Regions from separate parts of the Homo sapiens genome. Here region 2 is linked to region 1. A link is an interaction called in ENCODE POLR2A ChIA-PET data of the cell type or tissue named here. Cell type or tissue: OCI-LY7. All regions are shown on one strand. Region 1 overlaps RBFOX2 (RNA binding fox-1 homolog 2). Region 2 overlaps RBFOX2 (RNA binding fox-1 homolog 2).

Region 1 (5,000 bases):
TAGAAGCAGGGTTCCTGATCTATTTGAATCCAGCCAAAGAATCCTCAGAAATTTGTAATTGATTTGCTCAAGTATGAAATGTAGATCTGAGTTGGCAAACTTTCCGTAAAGGGCCAAGTGGTAAATATTTTTGGCTTTGTAGGACATTGGTCTCTGTCACAAGTACTTTCAAAAACAGGTGGCAAGCTGCATTGGCTCACAGGCCAGAGTTTGCTGACCCCTGATCTACATTGTTTTTCCTTCTAAATATTACCTGATTATCTTAGCTTCTTGGCAAACATGCTAGGCCGGATGGAGCAGAGGTTTCTGTTACATGCTGTAGTCTCTTATTAATGAATCAATCCAAGAACACGTTAGAGAATCTGAAGTCAACACATACAGATTTCATATATTTTAACTTTATAATTTATATTTCTTGTCAGAGTGCTCCCAACTTGCTGTAAATATTTTCGCTTTTGAAAGTTCCAACAAAGACTGTGAAGTAAGACAGATTCAAAATCATATCTTCATTCCTTGTATTTAACAGGTACTACCAAACTTTACTTTTAATACTATCACAAATTGGAAAGCAAATCCTTGCATATCGTAGGGCTTAATTTTTTATTGGAGGAATAATAACATGCAGACTGATGCAGTTTGAAACATTTTCTTCCCATGTGTGTGTCTATGTTTGTGTCAGTCCCTGTGTCTACATGTGTGTACGTCTGTGTGTGGGCGGGTGTGTGTTTTTCTGTACACCTGGGGGGAGAGGTATCTGTAAAGTCAGTTCTCTTCTCTCCTGTAGGGTGGATATGCAGCCTACAGATATGCACAGCCTGCTACTGCAACCGCAGCCACCGCTGCTGCAGCCGCTGCAGCCGCTTACAGTGACGGGTATGTACAGAGACAGTGGTGAGCTTTGGGATGCATGAGAGCTGTTCCATCCCAAAATGTCACCCATTTTCCTCCCTTCACCATTTCCACAGCAGCTCTTAGCACATCGGGCATCTTGCCAGCCTGGGCTTTCTGCAGACCTCTTGATGGCCTCTGTCATGCCTAAAGCACAAGGCACCGACTCTGTCCTCCACTCCCTCTTTCTTGTTCTCATCTCTTCTTTGACTTTGACTCCAGTCCCTCTCTTCCTCATCTCCAACTCCTTTCTTTTCCATTTTATGGAAGTACTTCAGATTTTTTTCAGTTATTGCATTTGGGAGTAGAAATAGAAAGGTTTTTTCCTATTCCTTGTAATTCCAGTTTCCTTATGATAATCCAAGACCAAGTGACTCACAAGTCTTAAAGCACAGTAATCCCTTTAATTTTTTTAGATCATACACTTTTCTTTATCTGTCTGATTGTGTTTCTTCTTTCCAGTTATGGCAGGGTGTACACAGCCGACCCCTACCATGCCCTTGCCCCTGCCGCTAGCTATGGAGTTGGCGCTGTGGTAAGTATATAATATACCATTGCTTTATAAAACCATTTCATTCCTTCTTTTACCCGTAGACTACAGAAGATCTAGGGAGGTAGTAAATTCAGCCTTTCATCCACCATCAAGGTATTAAAGCCACATAGATCTACCTGGAAGTTTCATGTCACCCTCTTTATTTGTGTGTTATTATAATGTGAGCCACATGGCCTAGTTAAGGGCAGCAGAAAGGAATGATCATTGATAATATGCCCCGAGTAGTGGCATGATTTGCGAGAGAAATAGGGGAACTGGTGAATGTTTTCTATTGGTTCAAATGTTGAGTGCATACCTGTGGCATAGTTTCATTGATAGGTGTTGGCAAAGGAGCATGGAGCATAAGGCTGTAGTATTCACAGTAAGCTTTTCAAAAACTTAAGTTTCAAATGCAAATCTAAAGGATGTCTCTGCTCTTCCTAAGCCTTCTGGTAGATAGTACTAGAAATTCCTAAGTGAATGCTTTATAGGATATTTTATTATTGATTATTGATAACAATTGTGGCAAAATATGGTGTTGTTGATAGAAGTATCGAAGAAGTCCATAGAACTAGCATAATTTCTTCTGACCAACCACCTCACTGCAGTATTATTGTGTTGGCTTGGATGCCTCCAGTTTCAGTGATTAGGACTCACAGGCTGCAACAAAGACAGGCCATTCCACAGTGACACCTCTGCCAGGGCTTTCTCTCTAATCCAAAATGCAACTGGGCAACTACCTCTGGACATGGGTAGAGTTGTTTGAAAAGGAGACAGAATGAAATGTAAAATGTAAGACCTAAAGGAATATGAGAAAGCTACTTCTCACACCAAATTTCTACTGATGAAGATTTGTGGAAGGAAGTAATAGGGGGCCCTGAGGGAATATATGTTTATAAATGAAGTAGAGCATTACAATATAACGGCAGTGGTAGAAGTGCCTGAGGTTGTATTTCGTCCTAAAATGATATAAGTCCTATGCTAAAAGAATGACCTGAGAAAGATGCATTCCTGGGAAACTTCTAATTGAAAGAGATAAGCCATTAGATAAAGTCATTTGATAAACATAAAGGAATAAAGCCTAGTTAAAACCCCAGCTAGATATGTAAATGTGAATATGTCAAGAAACAGCCTAGTTGGTGTGCTTCGTAGATGATAGAGGAAACAGACTTTATTAAAGACTGGCTCAGGTTTAGATGTGGCACCATCTCAAACATGGGCTGTGACCACACATGGCAGGGATCGTGTCAGAAGTAACGTGCACTGCCGATGGGTCATATGTGAGAAGGAGAAACTGGTGATCTGTTTTCCACCAGGATTATAAGGCTGTATCAAGGTAAACAAAAACCTGTGCTTTTAAAAATCAAACTCTTTGCGGAACTTGTTTTCAACTGTGTATTGTTTCCCTTCTGTGCTAATTCATGTAAATAATGAAATAAAATGTCGTCATACTCTCCTTGAGAATATCAGGTCAGCAATAAATGTGTTGGGCTCTGGTCTGAGCACCTTAGAAGCAGAAGTTGGTTTCCTGACTTCACTGCACAAGGCAATGCTTGATCAGTTGCTTTGAGGCTTCGAAGCAGGCTGTTTCTAGATCCCTCTCTGGACATTTTTCTTCACTGTTAATGCTTCTCTCATCAACCTTTTAATTATTTTTATCTCTTTAATTACTGCAGGCGAGTTTATACCGAGGTGGCTACAGCCGATTTGCCCCCTACTGAAGTGACGTGAGACCCCTGCAAATGGGACAGCCCCCCAGTTCATGAGGCCTGGCTATTGCAATATTTACTAGTAGAGGAACTCTATAGCAAGATGAAGAGGAAAAACAAACAAACAAACAAAAAAAAACACAAAAAAAGAAAGAATACTTTTTTATACCTCACTATGTTCTTTGAATATGTATTTTTCCTTTAAATTTCTGCCTTTAATTCTTTTGTTCCAAAGATTGTGCATTTTTTTCTTTTTTTTTTTAAACTGTGGTAAAAAAAAAAAAAATAATGCATTTCCATGTCTGTATGTCCGTGCTTAGCTTATTCTATCAATCACGGAAGAGGCAGTCAAGGAGGAAGGAGAGACATTAGGAGCCGATAAATGCATCTGATCAGAAATCAGCAGACAGAATTACCAAAGTGTATCTGGTGCTGAATGACTGGGGGACAAGCAGAAGTGGAAGAGATCTTTCTGCAACAGGATATTCTTCTAGTCTTCTGAGTTTCTGGTCTTTGACAGGCAATTCTGGTTGGCTGTGGCTGGAATCCACATGCTGATAGATAGGAATTTGTGCTTACAAAGCAGGAGAATTAAAAAGACGCTTTCCTCTCCTCTTCCCTCCTGTCTTCTCCGTTCTTTTTACAATCATCTTACACGCACAGCCTGAGACAGCTGGCATAGTTTTTGGAATTATAGTATTGATATTTCCAAACGTGCTCTCAGACAGTGGATAATAAACACCTCATTAGGAAACCGATCTCAGAATGAACTCTGGAGTATGAAAAAGATCATTTCTTTTTGTTCCTGTAACCTAGCATTCCTTCTAGGCTTCTTCTCCTTTAATTGAACCACAGCTTAGCTCATGTATTCTTTTATTAACACCCTGCTCTCATGTCCATAAGATTCAGGAATTTAGGACCCAGGGACAGAAAAGTGAATAAGCCAGTGACCAGATTTCCCCCAGATGTCTTGAGGATTAGAAGTACAAATTGTTGACAGCCATTAAAGAGGGTGAGGAAGGGAAAAGGAATATTAGAAGATCTGGTATTTCTTACTTTTTTCTTGCCTCAGAAAGTACAAAGTTTAAAAAATAGAATAAAGAATCTGCTGGGGAAAGATAGAGTACCAGGTCCTAGGTCAGTAGTCCCTGGAAGTTTTGGTGATGAGGACATGGAAGGGCAGGCAGAGGCACTTTGTACTTGCTCCAAAGCCATAGGAATTTTCATCTTCCAGAGCCTTTATGAGTCACTTCTCTATCCACAGTCTTGAGCCTGTGGCTATCCCGCTGAGCTTCTCACTGTCCTCCAAAAACACCCCGCTGAGCACCCGGACCACTTTGTACACATTAACACTACAGGACATAAAATGCAGAGGCCCTGAGATTGCTGCCCTCCCATATTGGAAGGAGGGTCTGCGATGGCAAGGGTCTTCTATATCACCAGAAAGAGTCGCGCAGTGAGTCACTGCCGTTGCCATCTGGCTGTAATTTTCTATGTTATCAAGGTAGGAGGGAGTGTTTCTCTTCTAGCTGTTAGATAGAACTGATAAAAGCAAGTGTCCTACAGCATTTCCCAAATGAAGGCATTAGGAAATAGAAAAGCACGGTCTTTTTGGCTCCCTGGTCTAGTCACATTGGTACTAGGGTGACCTTTCACCCAAGGGACAGCTGCTAAAGGGAGTAATTCAGAGACATGGAGCTTCTGGTTATGGGTTTGTTTTGGGTTTGTTTTTAACTCCTGCCTCCACACATGTTCTTGACTGATAACTGACTCATGTCCCTGAATTAAAATGACTGACCTATGACAGCATCAAGCATTCTTTGTAAGCAGAGTGATATATCTGAGAGGGCGTTGACCTGTTGTGTAGAATA
Region 2 (5,000 bases), 60 kb before region 1:
AGACATTTTAAAAATTTTTCCTGTGGTTTCTTCTTTGCTCCTGGGTTGCATAGGAGTATGTTGTTTCCTTTCCAAATGTTTGGGGATTTCCCCCAAATTTCTTTCTTTTATTGATTTATAATTTAATTTCTTTGGCGCTTCACATGATCTCAATTTTTTTTAATTTATTGAGACTTGTTTTATGGTTTACTAGACAGTCTTTCCAACAAAATATTCTTAACCAATTGGTTTTTTCATCAATATGAAATGTCCCTCTTTGTCTCTTTTACTATTTCTTGGCTTATAGTTAACCAAGAAATAGTAAAACTATTTGTCTGATATTAATGTAATCACTTCAGCCTTCTCATAGTTACTGTTTACATATTTTTTTCTGTCATTTTGTTTCAACTGCTTTGTATCTGAAGTATATCTCTTATTTAACAAAATTTAAAAAAGAAAGGGCCAGGTGGGGTGGCTCACGCCTGTAATCCCAACACTTTGGGAGGCCGAGGCAGCTGGATCATCTGAGGTCAGGAGTTTCAGACCAGCCTGACCAACATGGTGAAACCCTGTCCTTACTAAAAATACAAAAATTAGCCGGGCGTGGTGGTGTGCGCCTGTAATCCCAGCTACTCAGAGGCTGAGGTAGGAGAATCGCTTGAACTGGGGAGGCGGAGGTTGCAGTGAACTGAGATCATGCCACTGCACTCCAGCCTGGCCCACAGAGTGAGACTCCGTCCCCCACTCCCCGAAAAAAGTGCACAGCTAGATCCTGCTTCTTGCTTCTTCATCCAGTCTGAAAATTTCTGTCTTTTTATTGGAGCATTTGGTCAATTTGCATCTTAATGTAATTATTAATGTAGGTAGATTTATGTCTGTCATTTTACTGTCTCATGCCTTTTATTGTTCCTTTGTTCCTTCTTTACTGATTCCTGTTAAATAATTTTTGTACCTTTTACATCCATTTGTGATATTTTTTCTTTAGTTATTTTTTGTTTGTGCTGGTGTTTCTTGTATTTTCTTAGTGCTTTCTCAAGGAATTACATCTTTGACTTATCACAACTTATTACTAATGGTTGTGTGTGTGCACATGCATGTGTGTCTTATTCTGGTTAAATATAGCAGCTTAGGTCTAATATAGCTTCATTCCCCACGCGCCTTTGTGCTATTGTCATACATATTATACCTGTATATTTTAGATATATAACAATACACTATTATAATTATTACTTTAAACAATCTTACGTTGTTTTTTTTTTTAAGATCTCCTTTTTTAGAGCAGTTTTAGGTTCACAGTAAACTGAGAAGATAGTACAGACTTATCCCATATACTTTCTGTTCCCACACATGCATGGCCTCCCCCACTAACAACATTGCACACCAGAGTGGTACACCTGTTACCATTGATGAACCTGTATTGATACATCTTTATCACCTAAAGTCTGTTAGAGTTTACTCTTACTGGTGTACGTTCTGTGGGTTTGGATAAATGTATAGCATATAGCCAGCATTATAGCATCACAAAAAGTAATTTCACTGTCCTAAAAATCCTCTGTGGTCTGCTTGTTTATCCCTCTCTCCTCCCCACAACCCAACCCCTGGCAACCACTGATCTTTTAACTATCTGCATAGTTTTTCCTTTTTCAGGATTTCATGTAGTTGTAATCCCACAGTATGTAGCTTTTTTCTGATTGGCTTCTTTCACTTAGTAATATGCATTTAAGTTTCCTCTGTGTCTTTTCAAGTCCTAATAGTTCATTTCTTTTTCAGCACTGAATAATAACCCATTGGTCTGTATGTACCACAGTTTGTTTATCCATTGACCAATTTAAGGGCATCTTGGTTGCTTCCAGATTTTGGCAGTTATGAATAAAGCTACTGTAAACATTCATATGCAGGGTTTTTTGTGGACTTAGTTTTGAACTTCTTGGGGTAAATACCAAGGGCCATGATTGCTGGATCATATGATAAGAGTATGTTTAATTTTATAAGAAACCACCAAACTACATTCCAGAGTGGCTCTACCGTTTTGCATTTCCACCAGCAATGAATGAGAGTTCCTGCTGCTCCACATCCTCGCCAGCATTTGGTGTCTGGATTTTGGCCATTCTAATAGATATGTAGTTGTATCTCATTGTTGTTTTAGTTTGCATTTCCCTGATGACATATGACATGGAATATCCTTCCATGTGGTTATTTGCTATCTTTATATCTTATTTGGTGAGGTATCTGGTAAGGTCTTTGTCTTACTTTTTTTTTTTTTTTTTTTTTTTTGAGACGGAGTCTCGCTCTGTCGCCCAGGCTGGAGTGCAGTGGCGCGATCTCGGCTCACTGCAAGCTCCGCCTCCCGGGTTCACGCCATTCTCCTGCCTCAGCCTCCCGCATAGCTGGGACTACAGGTGCCCGCCACCACGCCCGGCTAATTTTTTGTGTTTTTTTTAGTAGAGACGGGGTTTCACTGTGTTAGCCAGGATGGTCTCGATCTCCTGACCTCGTGATCCGCCCGCCTCGGCCTCCCAAAGTGCTGGGATTACAGGCGTGAGCCACCGCGCCCAGCCTTTGTCTTACTTTTTAATCAGGTTGTTTGTTTTCTTATTATTAGATTTTAGAATTCTTTGTATATTTTGGATAACAGTCCGTTATCAGATAAGTCTTTTCCAAGTATTTTCTCCCAGTCTGTGGCTTTTTTCAGTTTCTTGACAGGATTCATTTTATTTTATTTTTTGACTATTTTTAGTGATCTTCATGTCTTCCTATAGGTCCAAGTTATTATGCAGTGTCATTTCCTTTCAGTCCAAAGGACTTCTTTTAGTATTTTTTTTTAGGCCTGCTGGAAACAAATACTGTTTTTGTTTATCTGGGAATGTTGTTTTTTTATGTGTTCAGTTTTGAATGATAGTTTTGTTAGCTATAGGATTCTTGGTTGACAGTTTCTTCCTCCACCCCCCAGCCCTTTAAATATGTCATCCCATGGACCACTCCCATGGGAGTCAGCTGATTGTGATGAGAAGTCAGCTGTTAACCCTGGTGTTGGTCCCCCTGTAGGTGATGAGTTGTTCTTCTCTTGCTGATTTCAAGATTTTCTGTTTGTCTTTGGCTTTGAGCCGTTTCTCTATGATGTGTCTAGGAGTGGATCTCTTTGTTTTTATCATACTTGGGTTCTCTTGAGATTTTGAAATATATATTCATCAAATTTGGGATGTTTTTCACCATAATTTCTTCAAATTTTTTTTTCCTTTCTTCTCTCTTCCTGGGCCTCTGATTACACATAATTTTCTTTTCCCCCGAGATGAAGTCTTGCTCTGTTGCCCAGGCTGGAGTGCAGTGGTGCAATCTCGGCTCAGTACAACCTCTGCCTCCCAGGTTCGACCAATTCTCCTGCCTCAGCCTCCCAAGTAGCTGGGATTATGGGCATGCACCACCATGCCCAGCTCATTTTTGTATTTTTAGTAGAGATGGGGTTTCACCATGTTGGCCAGGCTGGTCTCAAACACCTGACCTCATGATCTGCCTGCCTCGGCCTCCCAAAGTGCTGGGATTACAGGCATGAGCCACTGCGCCCAGCCAACACATAAATTAAAATACTTGGTGTTCTCCCATAGGGGTTTTTGTTTCTTAAAAAAATTCAGTCTGAACCTAAACAAAATCTGAAGTTCTATTCATTTTTCTTGGATCTTTTTTCCTTCTGTTCTTTAGATTGGATAATTTCTGGTGGTCTCTTTTTCAGTTCACTCCTTCTTTGTTCTGCCATCCCAAATCTGCTGTTGAGCCCATCTAGTGATTTTTTTTCTTTCAGTTATTATACTTTTCAACTCTGGAATTTCCATTTACATTTTTCTACTGAGATTTCTTCTCATATTTTTCTTTAATTTTTATTATTATTTTTTGAGATAGGGTCTCACTTTGTCACCCAGGCTGGAGTGCAGAGGTGTAATCACAGCTCACTGCAGCCTTGACCTGCTGGGCGCAAGTGATCTTCCTGCCTCAGCCTCCTGAGTAGCTGGTACTACAGGCACATGCAACCAAACCCAGCTAATTTTTGTATTTTTTTGTAGAGGCAGGGTCTCGCTATGTTACCCAGGCTAGTCTTGAACTCCTGGGCTCAAGGAGTTCTCTCGCCTCAGCTGCCTAACATGCTGGGATTACAGGTGTGAGACACCATGCCCAGCCTTAATTTTAAAAATATATTTGTATTTACTGCTTTAACGTTGTCTGCTAAATCCAACATCTGGGCCTTAGTCTGTTTCTAGTTACTGCTTATTTTCTTGAATCTGGGTCACTTTTCTGTTTCTTTGCATGCTTGTAATTTTTTAATGAAAATTGGACATTTTAGTAATGCATTGTAGTGACTGTGGGGTGTTATTTATTTTTCTGTGATGGGCATGTGTGTGTGTGTGTGTGTGTGTGTGTGTGTGTTTTAAGTAATTTGCCCATACTTAAACTATGACATGTGACTCCCACACAGTATACGGCCACTAGTGTTTCTGCTTATTGATTTTCATTTGTTGTTTTATTGTTTTTAGCCTGGCTAGGAGGCACCCGTGTCTTCCTAGCTTAATGGTTAGCCTGTGACTAGTGCAGAGGTGGTGTTCAAACACCTGAAGCTTATTGAGCTTTCACCCTCTGATGATCCAGGTTGATTGGGAAGTGCATGGAAAGTTCAGCCAGTTCTTAAGCCTGCCTTGGGTTTTCTTTCTGTTGAGACCTCTTATGTCTCCCTTCCTCATCCATGTAGTTTCACAGCCACCCAGGGATGTGAGGAGACCATATCTGGCCCTTTTGTGACTCTTTTCTTTCCAGGATCTCCCCTTCAGATTTCTAGCTGGTCTTCCACTGCACCCTCTTCAGACCACAGCCTCAAGCTAGAAGAATGTCTTCTCCCTGTTAGGTTCCCACCAGGTTGGCCCCTTTTAGCTGTCAGAGCTATGGATTTTCTACCACTCCTTCAATCTCCCCCTTGTCCCAAGTCAGATCTGCCCTCTCTGGCAGTGAAAATTGCTGGTTTTTATGGTCCCAGCCCT

What was found. ChIA-PET counts read pairs that join two places held together with the same protein. Peaks named below come from ENCODE experiments on the same cell type or tissue, not always from the same donor. Only the 100,000 strongest peaks of a DNase experiment are listed, where the experiment ranks them.
Region 2: POLR2A ChIA-PET joins it to region 1 with 6 read pairs; 3 of 35 experiments call an interaction of 5 or more read pairs at or near these places.

What each region holds. Positions count from the first base shown.
Region 1 is chr22:35,742,346-35,747,345 of GRCh38, reverse strand. RBFOX2 (RNA binding fox-1 homolog 2) reads left to right here. Exons shown (of 14, transcript NM_001349999.2): 12 at 785-873; 13 at 1,351-1,423; 14 at 3,097-5,000. The coding sequence ends at 3,141. Among named protein-coding and RNA genes, the nearest start is that of APOL5, 27 kb to the right of the region's middle. In OCI-LY7, no CTCF peak of the experiment used is centred here; DNase peaks (open chromatin) are centred at 253, 805, 2,646 and 2,955; H3K4me3 peaks cover 3,136 bases; H3K27ac peaks cover 3,449 bases.
Region 2 is chr22:35,802,543-35,807,542 of GRCh38, reverse strand. The region is part of intron 3 of RBFOX2 (RNA binding fox-1 homolog 2); the gene reads left to right. Among named protein-coding and RNA genes, the nearest start is that of APOL5, 87 kb to the right of the region's middle. In OCI-LY7, no CTCF peak of the experiment used is centred here; no DNase peak of the experiment used is centred here.